Linked DNA regions of Homo sapiens: region 1 is linked to region 2. Evidence: chromatin contacts called from ENCODE Hi-C or POLR2A ChIA-PET data. All regions are on one chromosome and are shown on one strand. Each heading gives the region's core, a stretch centred on a gene start or an enhancer-like site at or near the end of the contact. The rest is flanking DNA. Distances are from core to core; before and after follow the strand shown.

Evidence for each region. A loop is a pair of places that touch in the nucleus more often than their neighbours do. ChIA-PET counts read pairs that join two places held with the same protein, here RNA polymerase II (POLR2A). Pooled maps may share reads with other maps.
Region 1: a pooled map shows a loop between it and region 2 (2.0-fold over the local background). The contact joins two enhancer-like sites. A Hi-C loop is called at or near these places in 4 of 50 pooled maps. POLR2A ChIA-PET finds 5 or more read pairs at or near these places in 4 of 52 experiments (AG04450, MCF 10A, T-cell and 1 more).

The regions. Positions count from the first base shown.
Region 1 is chr2:28,452,336-28,459,075 of GRCh38, forward strand. No RefSeq gene overlaps it. Among named protein-coding and RNA genes, the nearest start is that of PLB1, 40 kb to the right of the region's middle. RefSeq lists an enhancer at 1-422. Within about 2 kb of position 1,721, at least 2 of the 41 ENCODE cell types and tissues checked have a DNase peak (open chromatin) inside an H3K27ac peak, as active enhancers do.
Region 2 is chr2:28,219,483-28,226,628 of GRCh38, forward strand. The region is part of intron 7 of BABAM2 (BRISC and BRCA1 A complex member 2); the gene reads left to right. Among named protein-coding and RNA genes, the nearest start is that of BABAM2-AS2, 87 kb to the right of the region's middle. Within about 2 kb of position 5,766, at least 7 of the 41 ENCODE cell types and tissues checked have a DNase peak (open chromatin) inside an H3K27ac peak, as active enhancers do.

The sequences.
Region 1 (6,740 bases), core at 471-2,970, 230 kb after region 2:
GAGTCTGAGGGCTCCAGCCCAGGGGAGAGGCTTGCTGGGGCCTGGCTGGGCTGAAGTGGTGGAGAGGGGAGAGGCCAGGCCCAGAACCTCTTTTTCCCTCTTGTGTTCCCAGGCCGGTCAGGCTCCTGCTGGGCGATTGATGGAGGTGAGAGGATGTGGGCTAGGGCTGGGTCTGGGCAAGGGCTCTGTGAGGGAGCAGGGTTAGGCACTCTCCCCCGCTCCCCCCACCTGCCTCCCACCTCCACTCTCTGCAGATAGCCCTTGCCCCAAGGCTGCAGCCCAGTTGACATCCCTGAGCCTGGGCCACCAAGCGCAGCTCCCTTGCGCCCTCTAGTGTCTGCCCCTCTCAGGTACAGGGTGCCTTGGGCCAATCTCTGAACCTAGAATTGACCTTCCAAACCGGGCCATTCCTAAGCATGAGGTGGACTCTGTTGACAATGATGCTGGGCAGCAGACGCAAAAAGAGACTGGGCCAGCTGTCTTTTCACTCCACTCAGGTCAGAAGTGCCCCCTCCCCACTCCACTGTGGTCCCCAGAACCATCTCTGGGAACCACCCCATTTGTAAATGAGATAATGCATGTGACGTGCTTAGCAAGGGGCTGGGAGAGTAGGGGACCAGTGACTATGTGGTCAATGAACAGCTATTAGCTCCACTAGGTAGAAGCAATGATCTGTTTGGTCCTGTGCTGGGGGCTCGTTTCCAGGGGGGAGGACAGAGAAGCTCTGTCCAGTGCTGCTGAGGCAGGAATGAGGACTCCATGTTCGGAGTCTGGCACGGAGCAGGAGGGTGATTTGATGGCTCGGTGTGTGTTGGCTGCAAGAGCAAATGCAAAACGTCAGCCTGAGATTAATCAAGACATCCTTCCACTTACCGTTTCGGGTCTTGTTGGGGAGTTTGGAAGGAAAACTGCCTTTCCAGCAAGATGTTTTGACATGATGCCTTTTCCCTGGCATGCGTTGTCTCCTTCTCCCCACCCATCCCCTTCGCCACAGCTTTAGGGATGACCTCTGCCCTGCTGGGTGCCCTTGATGACTAACACAGCAAGTGTGTGGACCGCCACCTGTCCTGGCCTCACCCACCTTCACCCTCCATTTCTTCATGACTGCCCCCGTGGCTTCTAGGGGGAAGGCCCCAGACAGGTTTGCTAAACTACTGACTCCCAGGGCTCCCTGACAGGGCCTGATGCAGGGTGGCCAGCGGTTGTGACCCCTAGACCAGGTGGGTCCCAGCACAGGGACCTGAGCCCCACCCTCAGGGAGCTGGCGGCTACACGGGGAGCGGTCACCTGTACAGATAAATCTAGTGGAAAGCCCCCATGGCCAGAACCAGGGCGGAGGGCCTGGGGCAGGCTCTGGAGTATAGAAGAGGGAAGGCGCCTTTGGAACAGACAGCAGAGAGAAGAGCCTGCAGGATGAGTGCGAAGGATTGCTGTGGACAGAGGTGGGCCAGGGCTCAGCTCGAGGGCTCCCAGGGAAAGGAGCCTGGGGTGGCCTGGGCACCGTGTGTGTGTGTGTGTATGTGTGTGCGCGCGCGTGCATGTGCGTGTGCATAGGTATGATTCAGGGAGACATAAGGGACTTTGGCAAAGTCAGGAGGATGTGGGGGCTAAGCAAACACCACTTTGAAGACTTCTCTTTGGCATGGGGTGTGACAAGCCAGGTCTGGTGCCTTGTTGAGGAAAGGGAGAAAACTCTGAGTTGGTTTTTGTGTTCCTCAAACCAGTTTGCCCACATCCTTGGCATCATCTGTGCCCTGTGAAGGGCCCGCTTGGAGCCATGCATGTCTGGGCCTGAGGGTGGCGGTGCCTACGTGAGGCCCTGCGGTCTCTTCAGGAGCTCCCCGAGAGGGGCACTTGGCCACTGTTGGAGCTGAGAGGGGCCTGGCCCAGCTCACCCGCCTCTCCTGCTTCTCACCCAGCCCCTGCTGCTGAGAGCTCTGGCAGCCTCCGTGTGCACAGCAGGCCTGGGCTCAGTCACAGGTAGCTCTTCTGTCTGCTCCACGGTGGCTCTCCTCAGGGCCTTGGCTCTCATGTGAGGCTTCCAGCTGCTGCTCACACTCAGAGCTTTGCATGACCAGCAACACACAGGCAGATAAGAGCATTGGGTCTAGGGCGAGAAAATCCTGGGTTCAAGATCAGGCTCTGCCATTTACCAGCTATGTGGCCTCAGGCAGGTTGAACTCTTTGAGCCGCAGTTATCTCATCTGTAAATTGGGGATAATAACACTTAATGGTACTTATCTCATGGGGTTGTCATGAGGATCAAATGAGATGATGTGTGTGTAAACACCTTACAGAGGGCTCCACTAATGGAAGGCATTATTATTGCTGTTTCCATACCACACGACACTCACCCAAGAATGGAAGTTCATGTTCTGACTGTCAATGACGTGTCCAGCATTCCTCCTGTGCTCATTTCATAACTATTCGTTGAGCCTCCTTGGTGCCAGGCACTGTTCTAGACTCTTGGGCCATAAAAATCAATAAAACACAAGATCCCTGCCTCCTTACGGCTGACCTTCTAGGGGAGAGACTTTCACATACCCCAATCTACTTAGCACACATTCCAACCTCTCTCTGGCATCTGCAAACTCAAGTCTGCAAGGTGAAGCAACATCCTAAGCTGCTAGGAACTCTCTCCATAAGTACTCATCCAGATGGCCTGGTGATACGGACAGGAGACAGGGAAATACTGGGTAGAAGAGGGTGGCTCCTGGCAAAGGCCCCACCCTCAAGCCTGAAGACCCACGGCCCTAAATGAGGACAGGCATTCCTGTTTTTGAGCGGAAAAAGTTGCCTTTTGGCCTGCCACACCCCCTATCCTGCACCCATATAAACCCTGAACCCCAGGCTTCAGAAACAGACGAGCAAGCCAGCAGACCAGCAGACGGACAGTGGAACGATGCAGTAGAGAAAGAGAGAGGAGGAGGAACATCTGAACATGGAGAGGAGTTTGACTGGGGACGGTCAGAGAGGAGTCCGGCTGCTGGGCTCCTGACTCCAGGGGAAGATCACCTTCCTACTCCATACCCCCCTTCTGGCTCCTCATCCGTCCCACTGAAAGCTACCTCTACCATTCAATAAAACCTCGCATTCATCCTTCAAGCCCATGTGTGACCCAGTTTTTCCGGGATGCTGGATAAGAGCTTGTGATACAGAGAGCTGTCACACTGGCCCTCTGCCCTTGCGAAAAGGCAGAGGGTCCATTGAGCTGGTTAACACATGCTGTCTGCGGACAGCAAAGCTGAAAGAGCTTTGTAACACTGGGGTTGCAGGCACCCACCTTTAGACACTACAGTAGGGCCAGAGCCCAAATGGCTCACCCTGGCCTCTGCACCTTCCCATCTGCATGCTCCACCTCCTGAGAGGGATTTGAGCAGCAGGGGTGACCGAAAAGGCAAGCGGCACATCCTGAGGGGGATCGGGGACCTCTCCTGTTTCACTGCAGAAGTCCTTTCGTGGCAAAACAAGGTCATGTTGAGACAACACTCAGAGCATTGTCGTGAAAAGGGAGCACAATCATTAAGAGTAGTTGCCCATTTTACAGATGAGGAAATTGGGGCCCAGAAAAGTTTAACTGCCTTGCCCTAGGTTATGCTGCTGCTCAGTAACAAAATAACTTAGTCAACAAATATTTGCTGAGCCCCTATTTTGTGCCAGCCACTGCTTTGGGCACTGGGGCACAGTCAGTGCCTTAGTGGAGCTTGCATTCTCTAAAGGGGTGACTTAAAATAAATATGTAAACAGGTGAGCTCATTTCAGACATGATGAGTGCTAGGCGGAAAATCATACAAGATAATGGGAGGGACAGTGACTTAGGAATGGGGTAGTTGGGGAAGGCCTCCGGGGAGGTGACACTGAAGTCAAGGAACCAAGCAGAGGACACTTCCGGTGGAAGTTATCCTAAATGGTGACCCAGATAAGAGACTCAAAGGATTCCCTACAGCTCACTTAAAAGGCAAAGGAGAAAATGTGGCTGTGAGTCCTCCTAGGGAGAGCAGGGGTTTCTGAGCTGTGGCCTGAGGAGCCAGGTGGCCCTCCTTGTAAAACAGAGCTCAGGGCATCTGGGGATCCTTTTGTTTTGTTTTCTAATAGACTTTATTTTTTAGGTTCATAGCAAATTTGAAAACAAAGTATAGAGAGTCCCCATATACCCCTGCCCCTACATGTGTAGTACATTCATTAAATCAAGAACCCACATGGATGCATCATCACCCAAAGTCTATATTTACATTGGGGTTCACTCTTGGTGTTGATGTCCTATGAGTTCTAACCGAAGTGTGATGACTTTATCCACTGTCACAGCATCTTAGAGTAGTTTCACGGCCCTAAAAATCCTCTGTGCTCCGCCTGTTCATCCCTCCCTCCCCACAACCCCTGGCACCCACTGGTCTTTTTGCTGTCTCCGTAGTCTTGCCTTTCCCAGAGTGTCATATAGTTGGAATCATACAGTATGCACCCTGTTCATACTGGCTTCTTCCACTTAATAATATACATTTAAGTTTTCTCCATGTCTTTTCATGGCTTGGCAGCACATTTCTTTTTAGCGTTGAATGAAATTTGCATTTTCTGGATGTAGGGGCTTGATATGGTTTGGCTCTGTGTCCCCACCCAAATCTCATCTTGAATGATACGCCTGTAACTCCCACGTGTTGTGGGAGGGACCCGGTGGGAGATCATTGAATCATGGGGGCGCTTTCTCTCATACTTTCCTTATGGTAGTAAGTCTCATGAGATCTGATTTTTTTTAAATAGGGAGTTTCTGCTTTCGCTTCTGCGTCATTTTTTTCTTGCTGCCGCCATGTAAGTAGTACCGTTCGCCTTCCGCCATGATTGTGAGGCCTCTCCAGCCACGCAGAACTGTGAGTCCAATCAGCCTCGTTCTTTTGTAAATTGCCCAGTGTCGCGTATGTCTTTATCAGCAGCGTGAAAACGGGCTAATACAGGCTTCTTTCTTGTTTTGTTTGCTTGACATTTGGCTTTTTCCTTGCTTTCCTGCAGTGGTTTCAGCCTGCAAGCCCTTTCATTTCCGAGGGATGGGGTGGGGCAGGGCCATGCTGTTGCGGGTGCTGTGTTCTCCAGGCTGGGAAAGGCAAGGCCATTCTGGGCCCTGAGGCTGCGTCACCTCCGGTGCCCAACAGGCGGCCACACCACCATGTTCTGCTTTAAACAGGTCATGACTGCGTGGGGCATAGGGTTATTGGGGCATTGTGTGCAGGACCAAGATGGAAATGGGGGCTGCTCCCCCCAGGCCTCTTCTCCCTCCTGCTCCCTTGGGCCAGGTGGGCAGCTCAGTTGTATTTCTTGGTTTGGGAAGGGGGAAGACCTGGGGCATTTTGCCATTTGCTTGCCTAGCCCTCACTCAGTATTGTCTCCTGGAAGACTGGAAAGTTCTGGGAAATCTGGTCCTCATCATAGAATCTGATCTGAAGTAGGTGGCTCCCAGCGCAAAGGTTCCATTTGCCTGGAGAGAGCCTCATGGGGTGAGGAGAAAGGATGCCGGTATGTTTTGCCCTTGGGGCTGGCAGCCTAAAGGGAAAAACATTTCTGGTGAAGGAGGCTGCTGCCTTTTGTTATCGAGATTGAACCCTACCAACAGAGGGATGGGTAAACAAAATGTGTTCTATCCATACAATGGAGATGATTCAGCCTGAAGAAGTAAGGAAATTCTGACACCTGCTATAGCATGGATGAGCCTTGAGGACATCTGTTAGGTAAAATAAGCCAGTCACAAAATGGCGAATATTGTCTGATTCTACTGATAGGAGTAGTCAAATTCATAGAGACAGGAAGTAGAAGGGTGACTGCCAGGAGCCTGAGGAAGGGAGAAATGGGGAATCAGTGTCCAACAGGTGCAGGTTTCAGTTTTGGATGATAAAACGAGTTCTGCCTTTGCAGCAACATGGATGGAGCTGGAGATCATTGTCCTAAGCAAACTGAGGTAGGAACAGAAAACCAAATACCGTATGTTCTCACTTATAAGTGGGAGCTAAATAATGAGAACACATGGACACAGAGAGGGGAACAACACACACTGGGGCCTCTCAGAGGGTGGAGGGTGGGAGGAGGGAGAGGATCAGGAAAAATAACGAATGGGTACTAGGCTTAATACCTGGTTGATAACATAATCTGTACAACAAACCCCCATGACACATGTTGACCTAAGTTACAAACCTGCACATGTACCTGTAATTAAAAGTTAAAAAAAATAAAGAATTCTGGAAATGGATGATGGTGTTGGTTGCCCAGCATTGTGGGTGTAGTTAACACCGCTGAACTGTACACTTAAAAATGGTTAAAATGGTAAATTTTATGTTATGGCTATGTCAATCTAAAGAAAGAAATGGAGGCAAAATTAATATAAAGAGTTTATTTGGGCCAAGGTTAAGGACTATAGCTCAGGACACACTTCCAAGTTGTCTTGGCAATGCTCTGTTTGGCCTCTGCTACAAGCAGGTTATTTTGTTTTTTTCTGTTTTTTGTTTTTTGAGACGGAGTCTCGCTCTGTCGCCCAGGCTGGAGACTGGGGCCTCTCAGAGGGTGGAGGGTGGGAGGAGGGAGAGGATCAGGAAAAATAACGAATGGGTACTAGGCTTAATACCTGGTTGATAACATAATCTGTACAACAAACCCCCATGACACATGTTGACCTAAGTTACAAACCTGCACATGTACCTGTAATTAAAAGTTAAAAAAAATAAAGAATTCTGGAAATGGATGATGGTGTTGGTTGCCCAGCA
Region 2 (7,146 bases), core at 4,516-7,015:
GGGTCCTTAACCTTTATTACATCTCACCAAAGTCCCTTTAGCCATGTAGGGTAAAAAATTCATAGCTTCCAGAAATGAGGGTTTGGCAGCTTTGGGGAGCCATCATTCTGCCTACCACAAATGCCTACCTGTGTTCAAGGCTTGTGCTAGGAGCTTACTTCTTTCTGTTTAATCAGAAAAAAAAAAAACCGGGTAGAGGATTACAAGCAAAGAAGCTTCAGTGAGAAATTGCTTTATGTTTAGTTAAAAGAAATAGGCTTGTAATCAAGAGTGGGGGCTGAAGAGATGATGTTGTCGTAACAGAGCCTCAAAAATAGTGCTTGAAGGTTGCTTGAGCCGCTGCGGAGCCAAGCAAGCACGTAGGGTTTAATGCTCAAGTGTCCCTGCTGCAAAATGAAGCTGTGCTGCTGCTGGCTGCAGGGACTTTGGTGAGAAAAATCAGGGCCGGTGAGAAAAAATGATACTGGATGAGTTGTGGCTCAGTGCTGCTGTTTCCTGAATTTTGTCCCTCACTTGTCTCAGCACCTGGGCCTGTTTCTGACGACGTGCTTTCACTAGCTAGTCACTATTTCTTCTTCATTTTGTACCAAACAAGTTTGTGTGGTAAGATTGGATCTTTTGATGTTATACACACCAGCAAAACGAACTGATTGTCGAAGCCCAGCTGGTCTGTGGTGGGAGGCAGTGTGTAGCGCAGCAGCGGAATGTGTGGGTTCAGAAATCGGATGGCCTGGTTCAGTCCTGTGTCCGTCATTTACTGGATGAGTTCTTTTGAGTCAGTTACTTAACCTCCCAAGCCTTACTGCTATTTGTACAATATATCAACCTTACAGGGCTTTTGTAAGGGTTAAATAAAGATAAATAAAAGAAGCTCTTAATATAATGCCTGGCTCATGGAAAATGTTCATTATGTGTTAGCTGCTATTGATGTTCTTCTAAATAGTAGTAGATTTTAGATCAATAACATAGAGTTCCATAGTCTTTGGGAATTAAAAAAGCTCAACTTCACAATCAAACTGTGTTCTTATATACCTTAGTGCCTCTCTCTCTCTCTCTCCATCTCTATGTCTGTCTCTATCTCTGTCTCTCGTATTACAAAAGTAATATGTGTCAGTTATAGCTTTCCAATACCAACCAAAAAAAAAATAAATAAAACAAGGATACAACTGGGTGTGGTGGGTCACACCTGTAATCACAGTACTTTGGGAGGCCAAGGCAGGCAGTCTGCTTAATCCCAGGAGTTTGAGACCAGCCTGGGCAACATAGGAAGACCTTGCTTCAACAAAAAATACAAAAATTAGCCAGGTGTGATGCTTGTAGTCCCAGCTACTTAGGACGCTGAGGTAGGAGGATCACTTGAGCCCCAGAGGTCAAGGCTGCAGTGAGCTGTGATGGTGCCACTGCACTCTGGTCTGGGTGACAGAGGAAGACCCTGTCAAAAAAAAGAACAACTATACAAAATGCAACGTGATCATGTGTCTTACTGTAATACTCCCTTCCTCTGCAAGATGATCTCGTCGATTCCCAAGTGGGAAGTGAAGTAAAAAACTCCTCACTTGGATTTCCCTCAGTTAACCTAGGTGTCTCTCCTTTCACCACCGCTGCTTCTCTCTCTCTTTCCCTTTTTTCCTCTCTCTCTCTCTCTCTCTCCACTGAGACCCAAGGAAAACCTCTGGGACACCAGGCAGTCCCTTTTCCCTCTAAACTTCTCCCCTTTCTGCTTTTGTTTCTTTCCATTCCTGTCTGAGGGATGTGCTCATCCGGTGCCACATCCTTCTTCTTCCCTGTGCTGGCATTTCTCTGACTTGGGTGGTGCCACCCTCTTCCTTGGGACAGTGGGCCTCAAGTCTTAGCCTCAGTGAAAGTGCAGGGGGGAAACATGATTTACTGAGAAACACGAAGTACGTCGATTTAGTATGTTTGCAGTGTTGCCCTATTAAATCAGTTTGGGGTATTTATTTATTTAGTTGTTGTTGTTGTTGTTGCTTTAATTTAGCCACAAAAAAATGTATGACATATTACATACTATTCTGCAGCTTGCATTTTTCCTATCCAATATATCATGGCCATTTGTCTGAATGGAAATAATGAATGTATTTTTTAAGTGGCCCTCAGAACCTGAAGGCTGCTATCTTCCTGGTGGCTGTATGGTACTCCACTGGAAGACTTTGCTATAATGTGTTCAGCTCCCCTGTTGTTGATTGAAATTTGTCGTTTACATTTGTGATTTGGTTCTACTCATATGAACTTGTCATTTATTCTCTCCAGTGTTTGTCTTCAGTCCTTCGCCTGCCTAGGAGGCAGAAGTCACTCAGAATATGCCCAATCTCTGTTTCAAGTCTAGAGTTGGGTTGGTGTGTTTGTTGTTCAGGCAATGAGCATGCCTGCAGCTTAACAGTTTCAGAATGTGATGGGAGCGAACTTAAGGGCTCGCCTTGCTCCAGAGTGACCCTGATCCCAAGTTGGTTCCTAATGAAATGAGGAAACATCCAGAAAAGCAAGTTGTCCTGAGTTAGCCCCAGACTGTATTGAGAAGCAGTCTTGGTCTTGTTGGGAAAGGGAGGTGCTGATGTGAGCCTGGGGCCCCATCGAATGGCCGGAAGCTCTGTGGTGGACCTTACATATTCTCATGCTCAGCACTTGCCGGATGGCCCAGAAGTTGTGAACCCTTCCCTGCCCTCTCCTCTAAGACTCTAAATGCCTACACAGGGTTCTGTGGAAGTGTTATTTTTGGAGAGTACTAGGAATCCTGAGAGTTAAGAGTGTCTTGAACTGAATCCTTACACCAAGAGGCCTAGATTGATGGAGAGCCCAACCAGAGAATTCAAGATAATCTCCTCATGTCGGGGTCCTTAACCTTTATCACATCTCACCGAAGTCCCATTTGCCATACAGGGTAAAACAGTCATAGCTTCCAGAAGTGAAGCTATGAATATTCAACATGTGATTCCACGTGAGTCTGAGCGAAACTACTTTCGGCCCATTGATGCCATGGATGCAGTATTGATACCTTCACATGCTGCAGGGGCAGGAGATAATAGCTATGGGCCAGCCATACAACTTTTCTCATAAGTCATGTTTGCATTCCCCTTTGTGCTATTAATACTGCTCTATTAGTACATGTTTAGTGTTTTGGTTTTGAAGCCTTAAGAAAACAGTAGCAATCCAAATTCTCAAGCAACCAAGAAAGTGGTTTCCAAAAAAGTTATTAGGCCAACCTCAATTATATTTGGCCAATTAAATTGGCATTGTCCTTGTCTACAGTTCCCAGAACCCCTTCTCTTCCTGACTAAATCTTTCCCTTTCTGTTGTGTCTTGTGTCACTGGTTTAAAGAAAGCAAACACATCCATCTTCTGGAGTTATCAGGCGCCTCAGTACAGGTTCCCCTGAGTTCTAGGCAGCCTGGACCATGAGGCACCCTGGCCCTGCTTCCCCGCAGGCCCGCCCCGCACTCTGTCTGGGGAAGTGTGGGCCCTTGTTACTATTGTGGCTGTTTTGAATCATCTATTTTAGAGAATTGGCTAAAAATAGTATTTAAATTAGTGGATATTTTTTAAAAGTAAAAGATGCAGGTAAATAAATTATGTTATTTAGAAATAGATTCCTAGTTTTGCACAGATGGATATTAACAGAACTGAACTCCCACTTCCCTGTTATTAAGTAAACAGGATATTTAGTAAGATCAAATGTTTTTGAAATGATAGCAATCTACTGAATATATCTTATTTTTGTTAAAACACTAACCACACTTATAGCCTCCTCAATTCCCTCTTCCCAGTCTGCTCCAGAAAATGGTTCCTCCTGCTTTCCAGCTGGTTTGGGGAGCACACTGCAGAGGGGGACAGTGCCCCCATCCAGTGTCTGTGTCCTGCTCCCCATGCTCACCTTTGTGGACATTTCCTGGGGCAGTAGCTGGCACCAGGGCCAGGCACCCGGGCTTGGCACCTGAGCTGCATCAGCAGAATGGGGAGGAGAGAGGGTCCTTACAAGCAAGCACCTGCCTACAGCCCCTTAAACTGGCTCTGCCCTTCTTCCCTTCATTGTTCACCGCCTTGACTTGATCGTACTCTCTGCTTATTGGGCAGCTGTGGTGGGAGTGAGAGTAGAGGTCTCCAGAGGGGACAGGAAGATCAATGGGCAACTGGAATGACACCAATAACTCGGCTCTTCAAGGTAGAACTGGGGCCAGGCTGAATGTTGCCAAAATTAGAAGAGCAGCAACTTTACCTATTAACTGAGGTCTTTAACTTCTGAGGATAGAAGATTCCTTCTGTATGGTTGAAACAGCATTTCTCAGGGGTGGGGCAGTCAGGTAGTCTGTCCTTTTAGTCCATATCAGAACCAGCTATGAGCTTTTTTCCTTCTTTTCAAATAACACATTTCTCCACCCTGAGATTCCAATATGCTATGCTAGAACAAGGGTGGGAGAAAAGGTATGTCTCCTCCCACCCCTTCCTCTCTCCCCAAGAGAAATCTCTGAAGGGAGGTCACACTACTTTGGTGTTCAGGGACAGATACACTTCTACTCACTGCTTGTATATGCAACAGATGATGTTGAAGAAGAGGCTATTTCCCACATTAACCAAAGTGGCACATGACTCCATGTGAACCAAACCAAAACAACAAAAATACTTACCTTCAAACAGTTTAATTTACCCAGTTAATCACAAAAGATTAAAAAATTGCTAAATCAGAAATTCTCTACCTGTAACTGATGTTTTCATTGATGATGAATATTAGAAACATTAACTATATCACATACTCCCTGAGGACATAGAGTGGTGACTTGCAAATGTTTTGGTTTGGAATTGTGGCACCTTATTGTTGTCCCTAAATGGTTTACATATTGCACACATTTTTAATTTAAAAACAAGAAACAAAACAACCACTTTAATTTCACGCAAGCCCTTTTGTGATAACTGCAGACATGAGTGTCATAGAGCCAGACCCCTGACTTGCTGCCAGTAAAATGAATGTGTCTTTAAAATTTTTGCAAACAAATTTAGTCTTAACTCTTCTCTGGCTTACTAAATTGTGGGATGCTTCGTACTTCAGTTTGCGGTACTTGAGCTTTAGAAGCGTGCCTGAATGGTGCTCAAGACACTGCTGTGGGCCTCTGCTGACAATGCAAGCTCTCACAAAACTGAACGTTTGGCCCATTTACCATAAAGAAGCAAACAGTCCCCATCCTAAGGACAGGCCTAGCCTAAGGTTAACAGTAAGAGCAACATTTTGTTGCTTCATTTTCCTATTAAGCTCTGGGTTGCTGATTGAAGCAGAATTCCAATGTTTTGACACACCACCACATTGTTAGCACGATAGGGAGGATTTGATTATGGGAGAACAAGTCCAAAAACGGTAAATTGACAAAAAAAAAAAAAAAAAAAAAAATCTGGGGCCCTGTTTCTCAAGGCAGCTTTTGTGGTTGCATTCCTTTATTTGATGTGGTTCTTTCCTTCTCCTGTGCCAAACGGTGCAATGTGGAAAAATGATGAAGTTGCAAAAAAAGGAGAGTGGATAGGGAGTGAACTGTTTAGTAACAAGAGAAAGAAAACAGAGCTTAGGGATCAAAGACAAAAATACCTGTTTCTCCAAGTAGGAAGAAGAAAATTAACTCAGGGGTTCTTTCCTGAAGCCTGGATAAAGGCTGAGCCCTGCTCTCAGCTGGTGCTGCTTAGGCCAACCCGGGCTGATCGCAGTAGAGACAGGGCAGCCACAAGCTGTCTGTAGGTGAGAAGAGCAGCAGCTAGAGAAAGGGCAAGGCTGAGTGCTATGGGTTCCCAAAGACAGTCGGGCTAACAAGGGTGGGCGCCAGGGAGGAAGGATGGAGAGCAAAGGCTGCCTTCAGCATCAGACTGAACACGGTTAACACCAGCCAGCCCTGCAGGCATCAGAATCCAGAGGAGGAAGCATCAGAATCGAAAGGAGGAAGAGGCTTCCATGCAGGAACAGGATTTTATTTATTTACAATTTGAAGGCTGGATAGCTTCTCTATTGTGTGGTTTATGACATTTTCTGAGTGTTAAAATTATCTCTTTTTGCACTGTGAAAAGAGCATATATGATTCATGTTAATATTTCTGAGGATCAGTCACCAACTAACAGCTAGTATTTTGGGTGGGAGGAAGGCTTTTGTAGGCAGCTTTTTCACCTAACATAGAAGTTAAAAAGCACCAGAATATGCCTCAAGCTTCGTTCAAAATCATATAAATAGCTCCCTCTTGCACAGTTACAATCTAGTATGGTTGTGAGAACTCCCACAGTCCACGAGTTGCCTAATGCTCACCTCACCCTTGCCTGAAAAAAGCTAATTCCTGTGGTTTACCTGCTGATGGAATATAGCTTCTAAGAAGTTTGACCAAAGGGCCTCTTTTCATTTTTGCTAATAACCTATTCTAGGGGGGTGGGGTTTGCCTATATTTCTTCCTGGATACTTTTCGTACTTTCAGCATCTGTAGAACTGTCAAATATTTCTATAATCCTAGATCAAGAGTCAGCAAACTAAAACCTCCTGGCCAAATCCAGCCCACAGCTAAGAATGACTTTTACATTTTTTAAATGGTTAGAAAAATATTTAAATAATAATGTTTCATGACTCGTAAAAATTACATGAAACTTGAATTTTAGTATCCATAAACAAAATGTTGTTGGAACACAGCCGTGCTCATTCATTTACATATTATCTGCGGCTGCCTTTGCACTTCAGCAGGAGAGCTAAGTAGCTGCAATACAGGCATTATGGATGCAAAGATGACAATATTTACTACCTGGCCTTTTACTGAAAAAGTTTGCCAATCCCTTTCCAAGACCGTTAAACTCTTCTTTTCCATAATGACTATTTCCATAAAGATATATACATTTATTGGCTTTTAATGTTCATTTAGAAATTTGACTTCCATCTCTTTTTTATATTCATTGGACTTTAATACTACAAATATTTTTTAAGTGTCTAATATGCTTGGCATTATTCTTGCTAAGAATAATGAGGTTATAAAAGTGAACAAAACAGAGGCAGATCCTCATTCTGGAGGAGATTATATTCTAGTGAGGAGTCATGGGGGGAGATGATGAGTGAATACGTGTAGAATGTCTTATGCCACGGAGAAAACGACAACACAGAAGACCAAGTACCAGAGATGGAAGGGG